2 separate regions of the Homo sapiens genome follow, and region 2 is linked to region 1. The links are chromatin loops, found by intact Hi-C in ENCODE. Cell type or tissue: prostate gland. All regions are shown on one strand. Each heading gives the region's core, and the rest is flanking DNA. Links, peaks and the distances in the headings are about the cores only.

Region 1 (10,209 bases), core at 1,250-9,249:
AATGCAGGTATGAAGGGAGAATAAGGCCATGCTCAACATGCTTATTAGAATAGGGTTGTTACTTCTGAGTAGAGGTAGCACTACAAGTTGGAGAAGAAGACATGCTACAGGTGGCCTATCCTGTTCTTGCCCCATCCAGGCTGAGTAAAATGGGCTGGAGAGAGAGAGAGAGCCATGAGTACAAGGACTCAAACTCCAGCTCTATCTACTCAAAACACCTTAAGATATACTCTCCAATACCAATGAAATAGATGTCCTGAGCATTCCCAGAGAGGTGCTGTGATGGGGCCTGGCAGCCTGCTCTCTTTATGAAGACATAAAGTCTTCATGGCGGTCATGGCGTATTATTTTTTATATATTGCTGAGTTATATCTGCTAATATTTCACTAAGAATTTTTGCATCTATGTTAGTGAAGGATGCTGGTCTGTTCTTAAAAAGATTTGTAGTATCCTTGTCTGATTTTGGTCTCAGAGTAATACTAGCCTCATGAAATTAATTGGAAAGTGTTCTTCTTATTATTGTCTGAATGAGATTGTGTAGAATTTCTATTAATTCTTCTTTAAGTGTTTGGTAGAAGTCTCCAGTGAAAATATTTGGGCCAGGACTCCAGAGTTTGCTGGCACAGTGGTGACCCTGCCACAAATGTCCTCATCCCAGGCCTTCTTTGAGGGTTTGGACTCAAGTTTTCAGAATGTCCAGAAGTGTCACCGTGACTGCAAACTATGGAACCTGCTGCACAGCCTGACCTGAAAGAATGAGTAGAGGATGCCTTTCCAGTAAGCTCATTGAACCCTGGGTGGTTAAAGTTGGCAAATGGTGGGAAGTAGATGCTGGAGAAGGGAATATCTCTAAGGAGAGTAGCACCAGGCCTTTGTAGAGGCCAGCCAGGCTCTGAGTGCAAAGCACCTTCCCGGCAATGAGGGTGGTAGAGGTCCACTTGTGGGTGGAAGCTGTGACCTCACCCTGATGGGGAAGGGGGAGGCACTGCCTCATTACTGCTAGGGGAGGTAGACGTTCAGGTTTTCCATTTGGCCTCTGTTGACACTCTAGAGGGAACTTATTTCTCATTACTGCTGTACAATAGTGAAAGTCTTGACCCTACTAAAGGCCCCGTCTGATACCACCCCAGTAGGGAGGGGGAGGGATCCCTTATTACTGCTGGGTGGGGTGGATGTCCCAGCTCCATGGATACTGGCAGGTTGGGGATGTGGAGAAGGAGATGGGAGTCATTAAGGTCTGGCTGGAATGGAAGTCCTGGCTCCCTGCTTGGCCTCTTCGGATCCCACCCCGGTGGGAGTGTTGGGGTGCCTTGGAAATGTAGAAGTCTGGGCCTTCCGCCTGGCTTTGCTCACGTGGGTGTTGGCCACAGTGTTCGTTCCTGTGGTCTGTGGCTGGAGTGGAGCAGTCATCGTCCGAGTTATCTATCTTGCTAAGCTTTTTTTCTAGGCTTGACTAGAGACAGCAGGCCTTTTGGGGTGGCTTTTGGGCTCATGCCTGATGGTATTTTTGTGCTGCCAGGCTTTTCAGCTCCAAGTCTGGGATATACGAGGCAAAAAGACAACCCAGGGAACTCTCCACTGTGTTGTACCCCGGATTCTGCGGTCCTTGTCTGGTCTGTCTCATTTCCACCCTTCAGAGTCTTCTTATCTTTTCTTTTGTGTAATATCCAGGATTTTTATTTATGCTTGGCAGAAGCAATAGGGAAAAGCAAATCTATTTTCTTCCTGGAAGCAGGAGTTCCAAGATAATGTCTTTAAATGCATAAAATACTATGCACAGGTTTACAAAGGAAATCAATTATACTAAAACATATATATCCCAAGTGTGGACTTTTTAATATTTTAATATATGTGTTTCTTGATTACTATAGTAAATACGCTATCTAGTGGCAGGTTGAATGGTCACTGTAATATTGAAATAATGATTTGCATAAATGGTATTCTGAGAATTTGCCACAGTTGCAGGATAATGTCAAATGATCTGTGATTCCCACTGGTGACAGAGTCACTGGTTTCTCTCATACAACTCTGCTTTTTTGTCCACATTTATAATGGAAGGAAATGACAGATTTTAGTTATAGATGAGTGAAAAATAAAAGTCAATTGTTTTCTGATCCCAGTTCACAGACCCACTGAATTCTTAACCCTGGCTCACAGCCCCTGCTTTTAAGGATAAAATTGGATATATTGTTAACCTCGAGCCCAGAGCAACAACAGCAAACCTTATAGGCAGAGATTTCTGGCAGACTTAAAAAAAAAATCATTTGAGACCAAAAGCCCACAATGATCAATAAATAAGATGATCAGGCAAGGATAGCCAAGAGCACAGCTGGATCTGATTAGGGGATGACAGGAAGCCAAGTTTCTGAGCCAAACACGGGATTCCTGCTGCCCAGGACCATGGACACTGAGTCAGTCAAGTGGGCAAACCCTGTGAGACCCTGGCCTCTGCTGATCACCCAGGAAAGATGCATCTGAGAAGAGGGTGGGTCTTTGGCAATTCAACTGGGCAGAGTTTAGAAACAAGAAGCCTCCCCACCCCTCCTAAAACCAGCCAATTACTCACTCTGCGCCTGTTCCTGCTGCACAAAAGTGATTTTCCTCTGAGGACACTGTGTTCTGAATTCCAACGTTCAGGGCCTGACTCCCAAACAATGGCTATCTGGGCAGCCTCAGATTGGTTTGGCAAATGCACCATGTGTTCATAAAAGGCAGGACTGCATGGTGAAGCCCTTGGAGGACCAGAAAAGCTACATCTGCAGGAAAACGAAATAAGCACCCCAATTTACAAGTTACCAATTTGATCCTATTTGTCTAGGGCTGGCCTGATGCAATTTGAGGGGTGGTTAGAAGTTTCTTTTGCCTCATTCCTTGCTTTTCTATCCTTTTCATTAAAGTAAGAAATAACTGCGCCTCACATTTTAATGAAAAGGAGTGGCGGGAACAACCAGAGGTTTCTAAAGGAAACCTGAAATAATAGTGCAGTTGCTAAGGAACAGGCTGGACAAGTTAATTTTGTTGGCATAACATCTCCTCGTTATTTAATCTCGTAGTGTATTCATTTTATCCATCTGCCACCATGCTACTGAAGCCAGGAAGAGCTGCTACTTGCAATGCCAAGGCTGAGGACAGACCTGTCCAAACCCCTTATACATTTCAGCTGTCAGAGTGAGGTCCCGAGCTTTGATTTCACTGCTGGAGAGACCACCCCCTTCTATTTTGGGAAGAAAGCTGCTGAGGGGCCCACCACTCTGTTCTGCCAGACAAACCTCTTGTTTACCCCAAAAGTGGCTCTGTATCCCTGCTGAACACTAGTCAGCTGGTGTGCTTTTCAAAAAGACCAATGTCTGGTCCCCAGCCCCAAGGATTCTCATTTAATTGCTCTGGAAATGGGGTCAGGCATGATTTTTATAAAGCTTTCCTAAGCGATTCTAATGGGCTGCTCAGGCTGAGAACCACTGATTTATAGAATTGCTACCTTTCCACTCCTGTGTCTCATTTTGAAATGAGCCAGAGCCTCTCAGAATTATTATTCTTTTGGTCATTTTCTTATCACTTTCTCCCTATTGCATAGAAAATTATAAGTATGATAATGAGTTTTTAGTGAGAGCCTGAAGCCAGGGTATGATCTTTTGGAATCCAACAGCCTTGTAAAGCAGGCATTTTAAAATTATCCCAACCTTACAGACAAGGAAACCAAAGCGTGGAGAGGTTGAGTGCCCAGCTGGCTGGTAAGTGGCACATCCAGGATTTGGACACACGTTCCAACTCCAAAGTTCAACTACTCATGCCAGTGACTTCTGTCCCCATGGAGAACCAGCTGGAGAACTTGTGGGTAGAAGCTGTGACCTCACCCTGATGGGGAAGGGGGAGGCACTGGTTCATTACTGCTATTTGGGGTAGACGGTCAGGTTTTCCATTAGGCCTCTCTTGACAAAGGGCTGCAGATGCAAGCTCAGCTTCCACCCATGGTTAGGACCAGCTGGGGTAGAAGGCCTGAACTGGTGGATCAGATGACTCAGCCTGGGCAGTTATGTTTCATCAGCTTGGACGCTGGGTGCCGGCTCTGAGAAGCCTTATGTGGACTCTTCCTCTCAGCCTCCTGGATTCAAATCCAGCCTCCTTCTTACCAGCAAGTGACCTTGGCCGAGTGTCTTAGCTTCTTTCAAATCTGGTTTCCCCACCTGTTGAGGAGGAGGACAAATGCACCTGCTGCGTAGGAATGTCATGAGGGTTACATGAGGTAACACATATAAGCACTTAAAATAGGGGCTAGCACACATTACTCATGGAAGATTAGTTACCCTGGTCAGCCTTATTACCACAGAGCTAGAACTTGGAGGCTGCCTTACTCCTCTAGCCTCCTAAGGCCCAGAGACTCCCGGTGCCTGGCACGATGTCTGGATTCCAGATGCTGGACAGCTCTGAGGCGGTCTCTGGGCTTCCTCAAGCTGGCGCCTGGACTCCCTCCTTCAAAAGCAAGCAGCTGTCTCCAAAGGCCAAGCCACTACCTCTACCTTTGGTTTATAAAAACCACTTCACAAGGACCTCTTTTCACATGTATTAGCAGGAGATTTTTTAGTGCAGGGAGAGAAACGCATCTCAAACTGGCTTTAAGCTGAAAGAGAATTATTGACTGATGCTGGCTGATGCAACTAAGAAGCTGGGCTGGCTTCAGGGTCCAGGGGCTCAAATGAGGTCCCCAGGCTTTCGTCTCCCCGTCTTCAGTGCTGTTTTCCTTTCCTCTGTGCTATCCTCACCCATGGGCAGCTCAGGCATACAGCTTTATAATCAGCAAGTCCCGCTGTGGAGGAATTTCTTTTTCTTTTTCTTTTTTTTTTTTTGAGATGGAGTCTCACTCTGTCACCCAGGCTGGAGTGCAGTTGCGCGATCTCAGCTCACTGCAACCTCCGCCTCCTGGGTTCAAGTGATTCTCCTGCCTCAGCCTCTTACAATTTCTTGATCTCAATAATTCCAAGAAAGTCAGGCAATGGCCTCGGATCAGAGCCATGTGTTCAAGGCCAGTAAGGCAGCAGTATCTAGTCTGGCCCATGTGTTGACTGAGAACAGAGAAGCAGCAACTCAAATCACCACATTTCACAGCCATCTGAAAAGTTCATAGCCGGGTGCCCAGACAACTCCAGAAGTCCATCTTACGGCCTGTTTACACAGACCAGAGTCTGGTTTGAAGGACAATTAGATTGTGGTGGGTAGTGGGGAGCTGCCTAGGAACACTTGCTTCCCCTCCAGATATTAAAAAGGAAAACCGAAACAAACCCCCAAATCCTCGTGGAGTGAGACGATCACTTTCAGCTCGCAAAGTGTAGGCCCCAAACTATGTGAGCCTTGATCACCACCTTGTGGCAAAGAGTGGAATTTTTCTAGGATGGACTTTTAACTTTTCACTTTTTTTTTTTTTTTTTTTTCTCTGAGACGGAGTTTTGCTCTTTCACCCAGGCTGGAGTGAAGTGGCACGATCTCGGCTCACTGCAACCTCCACCTCCCAGGTTCAAGCAATTCTTCTGCCTCAGCCTCCCTAGTAGCTGGGATTATAGGCACCCACCACCATGCCAGGCTAATTTTTGTATTTTTAGTAGAGATGGGTTTTTACCATGTTGGCCAGGCTGGTCTTGAACTCCTGACCTCGGGTGATCCACCTGCCTCGGCCTCCCAAAATGCTAGGATTACAGGTGTGAGCCACCGTGCCCGGCCTGGACTTTTTCCCGGGAAAATGCTTCAGCTGTGGGAAGGAAGGAACAAAGGGAGGGAGGGAGAGAGAGAGGACTCATTAGATGCCGTTGCACGGCCTGTCCTATGGAGAACCATTTAGTCTCCTCAACTGTGGCAAGAACGTAACCAGAATAACTCATGAATTAGATAGTAGACTAGCACTGGGCCTAGCGGGACTCCATGCCGGGGACACAGAAGTCACACATTACCCACCATGTGGAGAACCTGCTAGGCCGCAGATGCAAGCTCAGCTTCCACCTGTGGTGAGAACCAGCTCCAGTCCTTGTAGGAGTGGAAAGCCCAGATAATACAATGTGACCTGGCAAGCACTGTTTCAGAATATGAGAAGTGTCCCATGGGGGCCCTGGAGAGGGAGGCACTGTCTCTTCCCACAGACCCTGCAGGCCAGCTCAGAGCAGGCACGCCATAAATGCTTGACGAAGGAATGTCGGTGGTTTCTCCTAGATTCCCCATTTTCCATTCTGTTTCTTCCGACGGACATATTCCCAGGGCTAAAATTAATCTCTGACACATTTCCAACTTTCTTGACATAGGTATTTCCTCTGTCACTGCTGGCCTACAGTTTGTCTTCCTATCCAGGATTTTAGGACCAATACTTCCCCTAGCCAATGACAAAGATTCTTTGCTTGGCCAAACTTCAGTCAGCCTCCTGCACCTTCTCTTAGGCCCACCTCTGTGCACTTCTTGTAAAATCCAGCTTTAGCAAGAGTCCTGCTAAGTCAGGTTAGCTAGACCCCTCCACTCCCAGCTGTCATTCTCCATTTCTGATCACTCTCGATATCTGGTCGGGTTCCTCATCTTTTACCACTGCCCTGGGGAGGTCTGATCTTCCTGGCCTGTCTTCAGCAAGAATCCCCTTGGCCCCTAATGTTTCCTCTTAGCCATTTCCACCCGCTGACCCCCACGCTGCTCCTTTGCTCCAACACTCCACCTGCCCTTGCAAGTGGGAGTTGAGCCCGGTTCTCTATTCTCCCTATTGCAATAGTCCTGAGTAAAATCGGTTTTTACCCCTTAACTGATGTCCAGCTCAGGTTTTTGACTCCAGCGCTTGTCCCATCAATGAAGAACTCATTGTCTATACAGTGCCTGACTGCACACTCTAGACTCAGAAGGCACAGCTTCAAATAGGACCCTCCACCCTGAGCCTGTGTTCATGGAACTGAAGTCGTTTTCACCACATCATCTTACACACACGAGCCAGGAGAGCAGACTGGCCAGCAGAGCCAGGTTCCCTGGAGCCCTGCAAAGCCCACAAACACCCGAGCTGTGGGGTGGCTTTGCAGCTTCTCTACCAGCCACCCCACCACAGGGCAGGACTCAGGCATGCTGAGGGCCCAGACTTGGTTGTGACCTCATCATCTCTGCCAGCATCTTGGTCTCCTTCAGCTGGCGGAGACCTGACCAGATTAAGGGGACCCCAGGCCCTAGCCTTCTCCCTGGAGTGTGTGGAAACATGCCTGCTCTCACCCACGATCGCCTTGTGCCACTCCCATTTGGGCGTTAGAGTCTCTCAGTGTCTCACTTTGTCAGCTGTTTCATTTGTACAAAATACAACAGGGAACAGCCTGGGTCATAGTAGAGGAATCATTAATTATGTAAACAACTCCATATTTGGGAGCCAGTGCCAGACGCTAAGCCCTGGGGATAGAGCAGTGAACTGAACCTGGGAGGTGGAGGTTGCAGTGATCTGAGATCACACCATTGCACTCCAGCCTGAGTGACAGAGTGAGACTCTGTCTCAAAAAAAAAAAAAAAAGGATCTACTGGGGCCAGGCATAGTGGTTTATACCTATAATCCCAGCACTTTTGGAGGCCAAGGCAGGAGGATTATTTGAGCCCAAGAGTGTAAGACCTGCCTGGACAACATGGTGAGATCCAATCTCTACAAAAAAAAAATTGCCAGGTATGGTGGTGCACCTGTGGTCCCAGGAACTTGGGTGGCTGAGGGGGGAGGATTGCTTTAGCCTGGGAGGTTGAGGCTGCAGTGGGCAGTGGTCACACCACTGCACTCCAGCCTGAGCAGCAGGGTGAGACCCTGTCTCGAAAATAAAATAAAAATAAAATAAAAAAGATCACTTGGACAATTGACATGGGGGCAAGAGAGAAAGTGGGAGGGGAGGGGAAGAGTTAGGGGGCTTCTGCCAGGTCCCATTGGACAAAGGTGAAGGCTGGGACTGGGGTAGGTGCCACACTGAGGGGGCAAACTTGGGATGTGTTTTGTGGGAGCGCTGCCAGGACTAGTCAATGGATTGGATGTGGGGCATGGGGAGGGAAAGGGAACACAAACATGATGTCCCCTGTGGTTTTGGTCTGGGTAGCTGGTTGATGGTGGTGTAGTGACTTAGATGGAAAAGCTGGAGGAATAGCAGGTCCAGTGTGAAAATCAAGGGTTCTGGTTTGGCCATGTTGGATCAGAGAAGCCACCCACAGAAGGTTTAAGGTACCGCGTGGCACCTGCAGAATGTCCAGGATGGGAGGATGCCTCCAGCTGCATCTCAGGCCCTGGCTCTGGGGGGGCACCCCCGCCCCCTTCTTGGAGTATGCTCTTTAGTGTGAGGAGAGTGGCCCCTAGTGAGTAGGGATCGGTAACCTCACCCACCTTCCACCCCTTTCATGAGGCTAGGCCACCGCATCTGGGCAGGAAACAGCAGAGCCACGTTCACCTGAAGGCAGTGACCACCTGGGATGGGTTAAAATGCGGAGGCTGCAATCGGGGCCCTGAATGTGCGTATTGAACTTGGGCCCTTGATATCTGTCATCAGGCAGGTTGGGTCCCACGCTCTGCAGATGTCTGTGATCCGAGGGTGTTGAATGGCCACGGCCCTGAGTGTCCCCATGAAGACTCCTTCCCCCACACACCTCAGTTGACTCACTGAGGGCCAAGGTGACAGAGTCCTTAAGACCACGATTTTGAAGTCAGATACCCAGGATTGCCTCAGCTGCCTCCATTCCCAGCTGCCTGACTGGGAGGAGTTGCGGAACCTTTCTTGGGGATCCCTTTCCCCCTTTGAGGAAGGTCTTAGCTGCCAAATGGCCACATTCTGAGGCTTTGGTGGACTCCTGTAGGGGAAGGACATGGTGGCCCTTACTGGTTGAAGGTAAAGCCCCTGACTCCTGGAAGCTTCCAGGAGACTCTGGAAGCTACCCTCACTTTCCGTAGGAGGAAGACCCTGCCTGCCCAGGGCTGCAGCCACTCTCCTTGTCATTTGACTAAATGCACCGCTTCCCGTCCCTCCACCAGATGTCAGGCCAAAGCTGTGGAATGGAAATGATGCCTGGGCTCTGCCAGGCGGCAGCAGCTGCAGCCTGGAATGCGAACCTCCCACAGATGCCCCATTAGGAGAGTTGGGGAGGGGGCACTGAGGGTAGGGAGGGGATGTGCAGGGGTCCTGGCATCCACACCGGGGCTGGATTCTTAGATCTCTGGGTCGAGGCTACTCTTCCAAAGTCAGAAAGGGAAGTGAATGGTGGGGTGCTAGGGCCCCTCTCCTGGCCGTAAGAGCTCAGAACACATGACCAGCAGAGACAAACAAATTCTCAGGCCCTACCAGATCTTTTTAAAAAATGTTTTTGGTAGTGGGAGGCATTAGGATTTATTTGAAACCTGTCTTTTTCTATTGATTGAATTATAGGTGACAATAGCCACGTTTCATACACTCCCTTTTCCCTCTTTGGGGGACTCTTGGAGAAACAGCCTCATGAGTTCATCTGACCCATACCCACTGGGGCAGAGCCCAGCCACGCCTGAGGGGTCTGTGGTGTGTCTGGACCCTTAACTGGGAGAGTAAGAAGAGAGGCTGCCAGAACCCAGGAATTCTGCTCTAAAAGGGACTGCAGCGGCCTTAGGTCCAATGTCTGGATGATGCTGGTGCTGTTTGTTTGGTTTCTGTCAGTCCCACCAGACTGTAAGTACCATGAAGACAGAAACCACATCTGCATTGCTCACTATGGTGTCTCCAGACCTAATAAGGTTTATCTGAGCTGAGAATGAATGCTTTTGGGGAGATGAAATATAGCAGGATGCCCTGGTGTCAGTATTTGCTTCGATGAAAAAAATCTTAGGTTTGTAACTTGCCTAGCTCTGTGGCCCTGGGCAAGTTGTTACAAAACTTTGGCCCTCAGTTTCTTCATCTGTAAGATGGGGATAATAATGGTGTTTCCACAGGGCTGTGGAAAAGAGTGCCAGAGACTCTGCACAGTGCCCAGTGCCTAGTCAGATGGGGTGCTTGTTCCAGTTACCTATTACCATGTAACAAACCATCCCAAAGCAAGTGGCACAGAGCAGCAACAATTTTATTACACTCACAGATTTTGTGGACCAAGACTTTGGAAGGGAACAGAGGGGTCATTGTTTTCTGTTCTGCAGTGTCAGCCAGGACCTCAGCGGGAATGATTCAAACAGCTGGGGCGGGGTGGGGGCAGTGATGAGACAAGCTAGAGGTGGGAACAGCTGGGACT
Region 2 (10,209 bases), core at 978-8,977, 230 kb before region 1:
GACATTGAAGCTCATTTGTGAGCCTGGTGGCCTCTCTCCCTTAGGCCATAGACTGCCTTTTCCACGTTACCTGTCACAGGAGGACCAGGATGGCTGATCCTGGGCTGTGATTCTGGGGGCAGCTGAGCCAAGTCATCTAGAACCGTAACTAGAGTGGCAAGTGCCGAGGTTCAAGGCGCGGGAGGTGGAAACCCTCATCCTGCCTCCAGGCAAGTTAGGAGCTGATGCTTAAGGTTAAAACCCCGGCCGACCCCAGCAGACCTGGGCAGATCCTGACAGACCCCAGCGGACCCATTCCCCAGAGCCCAGCCTGCTGTCCCCGCTGTCTGCAAGGTTGGTCTCAAAGACTTTGCTCACAGTGCTCTTCCCTGCCCTTCATACCAGCATCTACTCCGTAGGCACTTCCATGTTTTCACGAGGCGACACTGACTTTTACAAACCAGACAGTCATCAACATGAGCCTCAGACACAGCTCTGACCCTCTTACTCCCAAATCAAAACCTTTCAGTGTTCACAGAATTAAGTGCAAACCTCTTGCGGGGCACTCAGCCCTCTCTGGCCCAGCTCCTGTCTTCCTTCAGGTTCTTGCTTTCGGCAGAGCTAACCTTTCGTCTCCCCTGCCCACCTCTCCCTCCCCAGCCCAGCATTCTGGGTTCCAGCCTCTCCTCCTTCCCTGCACAAGTTCTCTTTTGCTTCCCAATCTTTGCTCAAGCTGTTCTCTTGGCGTGGGACTGCTCCATATCAACTCCCACCTCCTCCAGGAAGCCTTCCTGGTCCCTCTGGCCATAGGGAATCTCTCCCTTCCTCCACTTTGTCCCCATCTCTTATAGCACTTCTCCCTCATCTGCAGTTTCCAGCGTCATTTGTTTATCTTGTTCCTGGGGGCAAGGGTTAAATTGCCTTTGTGTCTGCTCATTCCATAGGCCTGGCAGAGTGCTGACACATAGTAGGTGTTCAATAGATGGGTTGCCAGATTGAGCTGAAAACTTCCAGTGAAAAGAGTCTGTAGCTTATGTGTCCTGAGTCACACAGACACAGACAGCCAAGTGTCCTAATGCCCTTTGTGCCTAATTCTGGCATAAAGACACTTTCTCCTGCAGAGAAACTTCCCAGTCCCACAACTCCCCCAGCAAGTGAGCAGTGAGTTTAGAGTAAGGAAGGCTCCCGAGTAACCTTCTCCATGGTGACATCGGCCACTGGCAGGCAGGGCTTAAGGGAGGACTGAATTGGTTTCTACCAATATAGAGGCTGGTGTCTTGTCTTTTCTTCCTTTCTTCCTATTACTCTTTAAATAAAAGCAATAACTGCGCATGATATAAAAACTTGACCAGTACAGAAAGATCTAGAAAAATGATTAAAATCTCCCTGCTTTTCTCTGACCCCAATCCTCATCCCCAAAGTTTCCTATGTATCCCACCAGAAAAAAGTATGCATGTATCTACATATAAATATATATCATTTTAAACAGTTACATAGGGGAGCAAGGTATACGTACACTATTCCATATCTGGCCTTTCCCCCATTTATTTAATGATATATCTTCAGGGTCTTTTACTCTGAGTCTAGAACTTTGCCTCCTTATGTCTAATCACTGCAGACTATTCTGTTGTATGGATGGGCTGAAATTGATTTGGCCTGCTTTGACAAACTGAGAGTCATTTGGGTGGCCTCCAACTTTTGGAGTGACCGTCACGTGTGCACAGCTCGATGTTTTTTTGTCCATGTATCCATTAGGGGGCACCTAGTGGTAGAACCGCAGAATTAAAGGAAACCTGCATTAGAAATGTCAGCTGAGGCCCGGCGCGGTGGCTCACACCTGTAATCCCAGCACTTTGGGAGGCCAAGGCGGGAGGATCACTTGAGGTCAGGAGTTTGAGACCAGCCTGGCCAAGATGATAAAACTCCGACTCTACTAAAAATGCAAAAATTAGCTAGGCATGATGGCGGGCACCTGTAGTTCCAGCTACTCAGGAGGCTGAAGCAGGAGAATCGCTTCAACCTGGGAGTCAGAGGTTGCAGTGAGTCAAGACTGTGCCACTGCACTGCAGCCTGGGAGACAGAGCAAGACTCCGTCTCAAAAAAAAAAAAAAAAAAAAAAAAAAGTCAGCAGAATTGCTAGAAAGACTGTACCTGCTACTTTCCCACCAGCTGGGTAGAAGGGCACGGCTGGTTTCCCAGCAGGCACCAGTACCTGAGACACCTTTGCCCTTTGTTCAGGGTGTGCCCTTTGTGCTCTGGGGAGCTGTCCTCCTCGGCTCCCTCTCCTTTCCTCTGTCCTGCCTCAGGTTCTGTCTCTGGTCAGGTCTTCGGGCTGCCAAGCTCCCAAGTGAAAGTTGAAGCATCAGGCAAGCCTATTGTTTGGCACCCAAGATGCTTATCAGTAAATCAGTTCAAAAGTAGCCTGAGTTCAAGTGTTCTTTAAAGGTGAACCAATCAAGTTGATCTGGTGGAATTTATTCAAATTTTTGTACCCTCTTAATCTCTATGTAGAAAAGATGAAGAAGGCCCAGCATGGTGGCTCAGGCCTGTAATTCTAGCACTTTGAGAGGCCGAGGTGGGAGGATTGCTTGAGCCCAGGAGTTCGAGACTAGTCTGAGCAATATAGTGAGATCCCCATCTCTACACAAAATAATAAAATTTTAAAAAAGCAAAGAGGAATAGATGTTCATTTGAATCAACGTATACAATTTTGGTGGAAGGGCTATGTGTATCTGAGAGCGGCAAGACCAGACCAAGTGATGTAAGGCAAGCAGGTCCAGAGTCAGAGGCTCCTGCAGGCCCCACAAGGATTAGGGGCCCCTAGGACACAGGCTGTGCCTGCGTGAGCGGCCCCTGTCAGCCACCCCACCACGCCCTTTTCCCTTCCCCCACCATGCTCCAGACATGTCTGGACTTTCTTCCAGGCCTTGCTAAGGGCTCATGACCCATGCTCTGCCTCTTCCTGGACCCCTCTTTTCTGCCTTCCACACGGCCAGCTCCTTCTTACCTTCAGGTCTCAGAGAGGCCTTTCCTCCCTCTGTCCTCCTCCCCACTCTTCCAAAGGACACTCGGCCAAGTCCTTCACAGCATCATTCTGTCCTTATTCACATCTGTTTGTTTGTTTTGTTTGCTGTCTACCTTCCCCGCCATAGGGTGTCAGCGCCACGCCCTGCCTATCAGCGCAGTGCCCAGTGCACAGGGCCTCATGCGAGGAGTCACTTGGTAGATGTGGAATAAAGGCATGCATCTGGCTGGGGGGGGGGTGGCTCACGCCTGTAATCACAGCACTTTGGGAGGCTGAAGTGGGCAGATCACAAGGTCAAGAGATCGAGACCAGCCTGGCCAACATGGTGAAACCCTGTCTGTACTAAAAATACAAAAATTAGCTGGGCGTGGTGGTGCACGCCTGTAGTCCCAGCTACTCAGGAAGCTGAGACAGGAGAATCTCTTGCACCCAGGAGGCAGAGGTTGCAGTGAGCCGAGATCGTGCCACCACACTCCAGCCTGGCAACAGAGTGAGACTCCGTCTCAAAAAAAAAAAAAGGCATGCATCTATGAATGAAAAACCAAATTAGGAAAAGTGAAGGAGGAAAGAAAAAATTAAAGGAGATCTTCAGTGAAAGTAAATAAGTCCCCCGCTTCACCAGGCAGCAACAAAGAGGAGCGTCCACTTCTGGTGGAGATCAGGCTACATCAGCCACTGCCATTTCCTGACCTAGGAGCTCCTAGTCCCTCTGAGGAGGTGGATCCTCTGAGAGGGCAGTTGCTATGGAGGTGGAGCCGAGAGGTGATTCCTGGCTGCTCCCAGACTATGCCAAAGAGGCAGAGAGATGTGGTAAGTGTACAAGAATGACACAGGAGTTTATGGGAGTTCAAAGACTCTCTGACCAGTCCGAGAATAAAGCATTAGGGAAAAAGGCACTGGGGAGAAGTTGCCAGGAATTCTCAGCATCAAGCAGGAGGTTACCCACTTAATGTTTGGTATGGCGTTAGAGGCTGTCCTCAATGGGATAATCAGATAAGCATTTTTTTTTCCCGAGACAAAGTCTTGTTCTGTTGTCCAGGATAGAGTGCAATGGCATGATCTCGGTTCACTGCAATCTCTGCCTCCCGGGTTCAAGCTATTCTCCTGCCTCAGCCTCCTAGGTAGCTGGGATTACAGATGCCCGCCACCACGCCCGGCTAATTTTTGTATTTTAGTAGAGATGGTGCTTCACCATGTTGGGCAGGCTGGTCTCAAACTCCTGACCTCGTGATCTGCCCGCCTCAGCCTCTCAAAGTGCTAGGATTACAGGCGTGAGCCACCACACCTGGCCCAGATAAGCATTTTAAACACTGACACCCCTAATTGCTCTGTTACAGGACATAACAGATGTGGACTGTCATACACTAACTACTGAGAAAAATAATTTGAGCTGCCCCCAGGTGGTGCTGCCTGCCAGCCAACCATTCACTGTGGGCAGTTGCTCTCTTTGTTCAACAGAACATGCGTAACTATTTGAACATTTTACTGTGCTTTGTCCATGTTGTTTTACAAAAACAAGTGGAAAGTAGAAAAAAAGAGTAATCTCAAAAATAAGCAATATAAGTTTTCTATGCTTAATACACTTGCTTCCAAAATGGAGATCAGTGGCCAATCTTTGAGTTCAATTGAATGCTTACTGGACTTAAGTGGGTCCACTGTAGACTTAATGGCAAAGGAAAAGAACAACATATAAGAAAATGCTATAAATATGTAACTGGAATTTAAAACTATTTTGGACCTCTCAGAATCAGGGCCACTACGAGCTAAATGGTGTCTTGTGCAAATTGGGAAAAGGAATTCCTTTCTTTTCTGGATAAGTACAACTCTACATCAGGATACACATCTAGATTTCAGTCTAACCCTTGGTCAGATGCCCTTGTGTAGTGTACAGCCTTACCAACTCTACAGTGCTGCCTGGGATGGAACAACCACTTATAATGTGTAAGTCTCTAATTGCACTCTATACAGTTAATTTGATACATATTTTCATATTTACAAAAGCAGAGGACTGCCTGTGTACAGTTTTTCTGTTCACTTACTTGTAAATTAGAAGGCTTGTCTCATATTTGAGACATACCTATGCAATTTGAGAATGCAGGATCATTAACTATGAAAAACTGCCTGAAGGGCAAGACCAGGGTTCACATTCCCCTCCTTCAGCAATCCTACTGCCTTTTTAGAGCAGAAGCTGCTCTTTACCTTGTTTCCTAGTTATTTGGATGGCTTCTTCCTTCTTCTACTAGATTGTCAACTCTCTGAGGGCAAGAGCTGTTTGTCTCATTTGTCTCTTTACTTCTAGCAAACAGTACAGAAACTTGTGGGGGTTCGTTGATTTCACTTTGATAGACAATGACAAGAATTTCTGCAATAATTGTTGTTATAATGCAGAAGGGTTGATATATTTTCTCCAGGTGCTTGTACCTCTGAGCTTCTATAGCCTTCTGAGCATATGCAGCACCTGGCTAACTGATTTGCTTTTATTTTAGAGGTTGATGGGAAAACCACTCAGACACCAGGAGGTGTTATGGCTCATGGACGTTTGTTAAGTATCAGATGTTACTCAGGACTGAGTCATGCCTTTTCAAAAGGACTGCATTTGGAGACTGGCGGGTTCTAGCACTTTCAATGAATAGTGCATTTTTTTTTTTAGTGGGTTCCTTCCTATCCATGCCTGGGAGCATGGGCTGAGCTTTTGGAGTAAGCCAAATGGGATAAAGGGTCAGATGTCGGAAAAAGGAAGCACCCACAGTGGCCGTACATGTGATGGGCTTTTGGGCAGCACCACGGACCATGGAATGGAATGGCTTAGGTCCTCTTCATGAAGAAATAACTCTGGGATACACTTAGGAAAACTGCAGGACCCTTTCAGTTGGCCACACAATGGAGCTGCATCAGCTGGGTGCTGCCTCAAAGAGGAGTGAGTTGTGCTCATTTCCCGAATGTTGCAAATCTGGAAATTATCTTACGTTGGAAAAGCGATGACTGTTCCTGCACTCTCCCCCAATTTCCTGAAAACTTTGATTTTTTTAGGATATTCTGAGAAGAGTAAAAACCCACGGCTGTGGCCAGGTGTGGTGGCTCACATCCGTAATCCTAGCACTCTGGGCGAGAGAGACATCAGGTGGATCACCTTAGGTCAGAAGTTCAAGGCCAGCCTGGCCAACACGGTGAAATCTTGTCTCTACTAAAAATAAAAAAATTAGTCGGGCTTGGTGGCGCATGCCTGTAGTCCCAGCTACTCGGGAGGCTGAGGCAGGAGAATCGCTTGAATCCGGGAGGTGGAGATTGTAGTGAGCCGAGATCACGCCATTGCACTTCAGCCTGGGCGACAAGAACAAAACTCTGTCTAAAACAAACCAACCAACCCACAGCTGCTCCTTCTAAGCTATGTTTTATGCCACAGGCCCTTGGGTAATGTGTTTCCGCTTCTCCCCAGATAGAATACCACTCATTTTAGCTTAATGTCTTTGTTCTTGAAATTGTCCGTCTCACCCAATCTTCCTCCCATCTCAGAGGCAGGAATAAAGCTTACCTTGTTCAGCAAGCAGAGTACTGGCTCTTGGGTGGAGGAAATGTATTCACAATTTACAGATAAACCTCACAAAGTTGTTTCTGATCAGCAATTGCTTTGAGAGTGAATCTCTCCTCAAACTCCACCAGCAGATTGTGTTCTGTGTTGCCTTTCTCAGCAGCTTTCTGGATCCTTTTGGGCTAGGAGCAGCTCTTCTCGGGCTTCATGCTTATTTTCTGTAAAATGAGCAGGAAGTCAATGTCTCCTAAAGTCTTGCCATTTCAAAGTGTGCTCCTGGGACAAGGGGAATCTGCAGCACTCTGAAACTTGCAAGAAACGCAAAAAAAAAAAAAAAAAAAAAAAAAAAAAATTCAGGCATTGCACCAGGACTTCAGAATCTGTGTCCCCAGGTGATTGGCTTGTACATGGAAGGTCGAGAAGAGCTACTCTGAAGTCCCTTATTGCTATAAAGCTTTATGATTCTTTGGGAAGGTATCCTGTAGCAACAGCCAAAACACATTGAGTCCTTAACTCTGTGCCAGGGATTCTTACATGAGCTCATCTCATCCTCAGCACAAGCCCAAGGCAGGGGTAATCATGATTCATATTTTACAGGCGAGAAAGCTGACACTTGGCTCAGAGAAACTGGCTTCCTTGGCAAAGGTCACCCAGCTAATTGGGTACAGAGCTCGATCCACCCTCAGGTCAGCCTGACTTCAACCTCCCCTCTATGTGGTGTTGCCTCAGGGGTCCAAGGCAAGGTTTTGAGGAGGAATTGACCTGTGAACTTTGTATTGTCAGATGATGAGTTTGCCAGGTTGTAAGTGGGAGAGAGTCATTCCAGAGGAGAAAAGAACCAGCGAGTGGCCCAGAGGAAGGAGAAAGCTGGGCAAGTCCAGAAGGTGGTCTGAGATTTAGTTTTAACAAAATGAATGTTAATTTGGTATGAGCTTGTTTCTGTTGAGCACAGGGTGGGAGGAGGGAGAGATAGTCAGGTTACCGAAATTACCAGCAAGTTTAGATGAAATCTAATGACATTTTAATGTGTTTTCTGAAGATACTGTCTATTGAACTGAAATATATCACACCAGTGAAGTATGCTCATTGTTCTGGAGAAAGATCATTCTTGCGGATTGACTTTGATTTTTGTAATTTTGCTGCCAATATGTAAAAAAGGTCAACTTCACCCTTGCTACTTAAAGCAACTCCAAGTCAATAGAGCCTAGAAGTCTCTCTTTGGAAGGATGGATGTTACCAAGGAATTGTATAGTTGAAATTCTTCTTGCACTTGCCAGGTTCTGAAGTTGTCCTCAGGGGATCCCCATTTCACTGGGGAAAGGATCAAAGAGTCATATAGAGAGGCCAGAAGTAATTTCCTAACATAGTAGAGCCCTGGTAAAACCCTCAAAGTCAAATCTCAGAGCCATCTATTGGAGTGAACATTCTTTTTTTTTTTTTTTAATTATTATTATACTTTAAGTTCTGGGATACATGTGCAGAACATGTAGGTTTGTTAGATAGGCATACACGTGCCATGGTGGTTTGCTGCACCCATCAACCCGTCATCTACATTAAGTATTCCTCCTAAAGCTATCCCTCTCCTAGCTCCCCACTCCCCAACAGGCCCCAGTGTGTGATGTTCCCCTCCCTGTGTCCATGTGTTCTCAGTGTTCAACTCCCACTTATGAGTGAGAACATGCAGTGTTTGGTTTTCTGTTCATGTGTTAATTTGCTGGGAGTGATGGTTTTCAGCTTCATCCATGTCCCTGCAAAGGACACGACCTCATCCTTTTTATGGCTGAATAGTATTCCATGGTGTATATGTGCCACATTTTCCTTATCCAGTCTATCATTGATGGGCATTTGGGTTGGTTCCAAGTCTTTGCTATTGTGAACAGTGCTGCAGTAAACATACATGTACATATGTCTTTATAGTAGAATGACTTATAATCCTTTGGGTACATACCCAGTAATGGGATTGCTGGGTCAAATGGCATTTCTGGTTCTAGATCCTTGAGGAATTGCCACACTGCCTTTCACAATGGTTGAACTAATTTATACTCCCACCAACAGTGTAACAGCATTCCTATTTCTCCATATCCTCTCCAGCATCTGATGTTTCCTGACTTTTTAATGATTGCCATTCTAATGGGCGTGAGATGGTATCTCATTGTGGTTTTGATTTGCATTTCTCTAACGACCAGTGATGATGAGCTTTTTTTCATATGTTAGCTGGCCGCATAAATGTCTTCTTTTGAGAAGTGTGTTATATCCTTTGCCCACTTTTTGATGGGGTTGTTTGTTTTTTTTCTTGTAAATTTGTTTAAGTTCTTCATAGATTCTGGATATTAACCCTTTGTCAGATGGGTAGATTGCAAAAATTTTCTCCCATTCTGTAGTTTGCCTGTTCACTCTGATGATACTTTCTTTTGCTGTGCAGAAGCTGTTTAGTTTAATTGGATCCCATTTGTAAATTTTGGCTTTTGTTGCCATTGCTTTTGGTGTGTTAGTCATGAAGATTTTGTCAATGCCTATGTCCTGAATGTAATTGCCTAAGTTTTCTTCTAGGGTTTTTATGGTGTTAGGTCTAACATTTAAGTCTTTAATCCATCTTGAATTTATTTTTGTATAAGGTGTAAGGAAGGGGTCCAGTTTCAGTTTTCTGCATATGGCTAGCCAGTTTTCCCAACACTATTTATTAAATAGGGAATCCTTTCCCCATTGCTTGTTTTTGTCAGGTTTGTCAAAGATCAGATGGTTGTAGATGTGTGGTGTTATTTCTGAGGCCTCTCTTCTGTTCCATTGGTCTATATATCTGTTTTGGTACCAGTACCATGCTGTTTTGGTTACTGTAGCTTTGTAGTATAGTTTGAAGTCAGGTAGCGTGATGCCTCCACCTTTGTTCTTTTTCCTTAGGATTGTCTTGGCTATATGGGCTCTTTTTTGGTTCTATATGAAATTTAAAGTACTTTTTTTCTAATTCTGTGAAGAAAGTCAGTGGTAGCTTGATGGGGATAGCATTGAATCTATAAATTACTTTGGGCAGTATGGCCATTTTCATGACATTGATTCTTCCTATCCATGAGCATGGAATGTTTTTCCATTTGTTTGTTTCCTCTCTTATTTCCTTGAGCAGTGGTTTGTAGTTCTCCTTGAAGAGGTCCTTCACATCCCCTGTAAATTGTATTCCTAGATATTTCATTCTCTTTGTAGCAATTGTGAATGGGAGTTCTGGAGTGAACATTCTTTTTTTTTTTTTTTAATTTTTTTTTTATTTTTATTGATCATTCTTGGGTGTTTCTCACAGAGGGGGATTTGGCAGGGTCATAGGACAATAGTGGAGGGAAGGTCAGCAGATAAACAAGTGAACAAAGGTCTCTGGTTTTCCTAGGCAGAGGACCCTGTGTGTTTGTGTCCCTGGGTACTTGAGATTAGGGAGTGGTGATGACTCTTAACGAGCATGCTGCCTTCAAGCATCTGTTTAACAAAGCACATCTTGCACCACCCTTAATCCATTTAACCCTGAGTGGACACAGCACATGTTTCAGAGAGCACCGGGTTGGGGGTAAGGTCATAGATCAACAGCATCCCAAGGCAGAAGAATTTTTCTTAGTACAGAACAAAATGGAGTCTCCTATGTCTACTTCTTTCTACACAAACACAGCAACAATCTGATTTCTCTATCTTTTCCCCA

Evidence for each region. Peaks named below come from ENCODE experiments on the same cell type or tissue, not always from the same donor. Only the 100,000 strongest peaks of a DNase experiment are listed, where the experiment ranks them.
Region 2: a loop joins it to region 1, with 2.7 times the contacts of the local background. A loop is called at or near these places in 67 of 110 quality-filtered maps.

What each region holds. Positions count from the first base shown.
Region 1 is chr10:118,563,622-118,573,830 of GRCh38, reverse strand. It overlaps the pseudogene SLC25A18P1. Among named protein-coding and RNA genes, the nearest start is that of PRLHR, 27 kb to the left of the region's middle. In prostate gland, for the core only: a CTCF peak has its summit at 5,360 (motif pointing left); DNase peaks (open chromatin) are centred at 2,569 and 5,330; H3K27ac peaks cover 1,325 bases.
Region 2 is chr10:118,795,318-118,805,526 of GRCh38, reverse strand. The region is part of intron 3 of LINC03036 (long intergenic non-protein coding RNA 3036); the gene reads left to right. Among named protein-coding and RNA genes, the nearest start is that of CACUL1, 45 kb to the right of the region's middle. RefSeq lists an enhancer at 9,703-10,209. In prostate gland, for the core only: a CTCF peak has its summit at 4,409; a DNase peak (open chromatin) is centred at 4,406.